2 separate regions of the Homo sapiens genome follow, and region 2 is linked to region 1. A link is an interaction called in ENCODE POLR2A ChIA-PET data of the cell type or tissue named here. Cell type or tissue: Caco-2. All regions are shown on one strand.

Region 1 (2,500 bases):
TAAATATTAGCTCTTTTTGCTAGAAGTTAGGGCACAAAGAGAATATGATGGATGGGCCAGTAACAAAGAGGAGTGACAGCATCCAGGGAAGTTTAATTTTTAGATACACGAGAGGGCAGAAGTGAATAAACCTGTGGAGAGAATGTGAATATCCAAGAAAAAAGTTTTGTTTCATGAGACAGTGACATTAAATCCTTCAATGGCCCCTCATCTAACTTATGATATTACTTGTACTTTTCATAAGGCTTAGGAGACCTGTGTTGGGCCCCGTCCGTGTATTGCGCACCCCATTTCCTCTTTTCACCGCTATTCTCAACACTCCAGACATGTCAGTTGTTGATGTGCCAAGATTTCTAGCTTCACAGCTCTCACATATGCTGTCTGGGATACTCTTCCCCTGCCCCGCGACCCCCCCTTTTTTTTTTTTTTTTTTTTTGCCTGAACTTAAATAATATTTCTTCCTTAAAGTGGTTTTCCTTTACCACTTCCTGTCTAAATTAGGTGTCTTTGTTATGTTTCCATACACAAACAAGAAAGTCCTTCGCCATAATAATCAAACTTGCAATGGTTATCTTTTTTCTTAGACTGCAAGTCATAGAAAGGTACGGACTATGTATGGTACATGGGAGGTGCTGAATAAATACTGAATGATGAATAAATAACTGAAAAAATCTAGGTCATGGCACAGGAAGTCAGGAAAAGGCTTTCTGTGCTTCTAATAAAACTGCTAGAACTTTTATATTCAATTCAGGTAATGATGCAGAGAAGAGTTATCTAATTCAAAATAATTATAAGCACCATGTAATAACTTTGAATGTGTTACATTTAGGGAAATATGCATCTATAGACTCTAATATTTCAATTTTAATATATGGGCTTTCTCTTATTATTGGATTTGTGACCTTACCGCCAATTATATTTGCTTCCTTTGTTTTTTTTACCTCTTTTTCATTCTCAAGTACCGATTGTTTTTTCAAGTACACTAGACCTGGATCTCCTTCCCAAGATAACCTCTGTCTCTCCAAGATCCTGCAATAGCTCAACACAATTTTTTATGACAAGTCTCCAAAGTCCAATATTTGAGTTTCTTATACACGTTTTACAAATCAGGAAAGGTTTGCAAGAAGAAAGGCAGGTGAGAAAACACAGGCAGGGATCATTCTGGGTCACACAAATTCCATGAATGCTCTTCTATAAAAACTTTCAATGGCCAAGTAATTAACTTGGAATCAGCAAGTCAAATCACTCATTTTTTTGCAAAGTTCAGCAATTAGATAGAACATATTTCCAAAGAATGCAAACCACGAAGGTGGCTTGCTTCCAAGTAACTACATCATTTTCCTGTAATGCCATCCCAGTTGGTTTCCTCATGCATGCTTGATGATTCTCCTCACTATGCATCTTTTTGGACTTCCAGATTTTGACTCCTAAACTTATCAAATTAACTTTATTGACAGAAAGGGTTTCTGCTTTTGTTGGATACATGTAGATTATGTGCCTGCTCAGACAGTGTAAACTGCCACTCTTTGGTAATCTTATCTTCAAATAAGGACACACACCTGCCCTGATACTTACTCAAATACTTACTCAGATTGACTAATGAACTTATAATGAACTTTCTTATCATTTACCAACTGGGCTTTGCTCTCAAGGACATAAAAACTATGATCTTTACATCTGGGACATATCAGTAATTCTTAACAGTAAAAATATATGACCATGTATGCAGTTCATGGGCAAAGTCCATTAACACTCACTTAAAACTAATATTTTCTTCATCCAAGAGTAATAACTAAACATACTTCTTAAACTGAACCATGCATTCAAGAAACCTTAGGTAACATCTAACGTGTTATCTATAAAGTCTCCCCCAGCTACGCGACAGGAGGATCTTGCTTACCCACATTCCAATTAGATTTCCCAAAGTTTGGCTACTTGAGCAGCACTTTCACAATTTTTGTCATATTCCTTGACTATAAATGCCTTAACATTTTATTTAAATTAATTTTAAAAATATTAAAACAAATTTACTTTTAAAAGGAGATGCTGTGTATTTTTCTAATGTATATTAATATACAAAACATTATATAGAAATAAGAACATCATGTAGGTTTCAGTGAAAACTAAAAGTACTTTGGTTTTAATGCTTTGGTTTTGTTTGTTTTACAAGACAGGGTCTTGCTATGTTACTCAGGCTGGCCTTAATTCCTGGGATGCAGCCATCCTCCCACCTCAGCCTCCCAAGTAGCTGGGATTATAGGTGCATGCCACTGTTCCTCGCTTTAATATGGTTTTGAGACAAGTATTGATTCAGTAGGAAATCCATTCTAGTGGATCCAGCCAGTCTGCCCTACCTTTCTGCTTCTGCATTCCTAGATGAGATACCTGAAAGGGGATGGACTCAACAACACAAATCTCCTATCAGTCTAGCTGCTACAAATACAATGGTAAACGATTAAAATCCTACAAATTAAAACAGTATAGCCAGGCTTAGAATAAA
Region 2 (2,500 bases), 120 kb before region 1:
CTCTTGCTAAATGGACCCCTTTATCACTATATAATGACCTTCTTTCTCTCTTTTCATAGTTTTTGTCTTGCAGTCTATTTTGTCTGATATAAATGTAGCTTCTGCTTCTTTTTGTTTGTTTCCATAGGCATAGAATATTTTTCCATCCCTTTACCTTCAGTCTATATGTGTCTTTAAAGGTGAAGCATACTTCTTGTAGGCAATGAATCATTGGGTCTAAGGGTTTTTTGTTTTGTTTTGTTTTGCTTTTTTTTTTTGAGGCAGAGTCTTATTCTGTCACCTAGGCTGGGGTGCAGTGGCTCCATCAATCTTAGCTCACTGCAACCTCCACCTCCCAAGTTCAAGCAATTCTTCTGCCTCAGCCTCTCTAGTAGCTGGAACCACAGGCATGTGCCACCATGTTCAGCTAATTTTTTGTATTTTTAGTAGAGACAGGGTTTTGCCATGTTGGCCAGGCTGGTCTCGAACTCCTGGGCTCAAGTGATCCACCCGGCTCAGTCTCCCAAAATGCTGGGATTATAGGTGTGAGACACCACGCACAGCTCGGTGTAATATTTTTTTTAAAATACATTCAGCCACTCCCTGTCTTTTCATTGGAGAGCTTAGTCCATTTACATTCAATGTTATTATTTATGAGGACTTATTCCTGTCATTTTGTTATTCATTTTCTGATTATTTGATGGCCTTCTCTTTCTTATTTTCTTCCTATTTGTCTTTCTTTTAATGTAGGTGATTTTCTCTGGTGGTGTGTTTTAATTTCTCCTTTTTATTTTGTGTGTATTTGTTGTATGTTTTAGATTGGAGGTTACCATGAGGCTTGCATATAGTGTCTTATAACCCATTATTTTAAACTGGTAACACTGATTACATAAACAAACAAAAAAGCAAAAAAAAAAAAAAACCAAAAAATCAGACTTCATCTCCCCACTTTTAACTTTTTTTGTTTCCATTTATATCTTAACTGTATTGTCTATATCTTGAAAAGTCATTATAGTTATTATTTTTGATTGGTTCATCTTTTCCTCTTTCTAAATATATGTCTAAATTCAAACTCTCTGATTCACACAGCTCACAACAGACAACATACCATACCACCCTCTGGGGTGTGGTAGCTCTAATTCCCCCAAATCATCAATCTTCCACCTTTCCTGCACTTGTAAAGGATGTATTAAATCCCCAGAATGTGTGTGTGAACTGTAAATAGTTGTGACATCATTTTCCATCCCTCAGAAACCTAGGCTTCAAACAATTTGGTGATCTTTAGGCAACATTAGTATAAAATCAGTCTATATATAGAGAGAGCAGAAAGAATCAGTTTTTTTAAATAAACCAAATAAATTGTATTATTGATTATTTTCATGATGCAATTAAACTATATTATTAAACAATTAAAATGCTCAAAGTTCTTAAATGGGCACAGGAATTTCTATAATAGATAAACTTTCTTTTCAGAAATATACATTGCAAAAATTAACAACTTTTAGTAGTTTATCTAGTCAGTACATTTTTATTGGCTCAAACTGTTAAGTCTGTCAAACACTGAGAAATGAGCATTTTGTCTACGTTCAATTCAGATTTTGCTGGGAACTTAAGTATATTTACTTTTTATGTGGTATTTGACCATGAAAATTTGTTTGGCTAACCCTGATTTTTTTATTCACCTTCAGCTTTATGTTAGTAAAGGGATATATGAATATGATGAAACAAATGGAATATAAAGTATTTCCATATAGTGCTCACAAGACCAAATATATTTCTTTCTCATTTTTCTTTTTGTACAAAGTAAATTAGTCTGGTTTTGCATCCCAATGCATAGGGCCAAAAATGTATGTCTACATGAGGTAAGAATTTAAGAAGGAAGTCAAGAGAAATTAGAAAACATCTTGAGATAAATGAAAATAAAAAGACAACATTACAAAAGCAGTACTAAGTGGAAAATTTACACCTATAAAAGCTTACACTAAAAAAGAGGAAGAAAGAGCTCAAATAAACTACCCAATTTTATATCTTATGTAGCTAGAAGAAGGAGTGCAAACTAAACCCAAAGCTGGCACAAGGCAGGAAATTATAAAAATTGGAGCAAAGATAAACAAAATAGAGAAAAAGTAATTTAAAAATTAGCAAAGTAATAGTTGGTTTTTTGATAAGTTTTTAAAAATTGTCAAACCCCTAACTAGATTGATTAAGAAAAAAGAGAGAAGACTCAAAGAACAAAAATCAGAAACAAAAGAGGAGACATTAGAGCTGATGCTATAGAAATAAAAAAGATAAGAGACAATTAGAACAATTAAATGTCAACAAATTTAATATTGTACAGGAAATGGATAAATTTCTAGAAACATATACATAAAATCTGCTAAGGCTGAATCGTGAAGAAACAAAAAAATCTAAGCAGACCTATAACTGGTAAGGAGACTAAATCAATAAGTAAAAACTTCTGAACAAAGAAAAACCCAGGGACACATGGTTTCACTGGAGAATTCTGCTGAACATTTAAAGA

What was found. ChIA-PET counts read pairs that join two places held together with the same protein. Peaks named below come from ENCODE experiments on the same cell type or tissue, not always from the same donor. Only the 100,000 strongest peaks of a DNase experiment are listed, where the experiment ranks them.
Region 2: POLR2A ChIA-PET joins it to region 1 with 8 read pairs; 2 of 35 experiments call an interaction of 5 or more read pairs at or near these places.

Annotation. Positions count from the first base shown.
Region 1 is chr9:21,505,723-21,508,222 of GRCh38, forward strand. All of the region lies in intron 1 of MIR31HG (MIR31 host gene), which reads right to left. Among named protein-coding and RNA genes, the nearest start is that of MIR31, 5.2 kb to the right of the region's middle. In Caco-2, no CTCF peak of the experiment used is centred here; DNase peaks (open chromatin) are centred at 1,139 and 1,889.
Region 2 is chr9:21,387,460-21,389,959 of GRCh38, forward strand. No RefSeq gene overlaps it. Among named protein-coding and RNA genes, the nearest start is that of IFNA2, 3.3 kb to the left of the region's middle. In Caco-2, no CTCF peak of the experiment used is centred here; no DNase peak of the experiment used is centred here.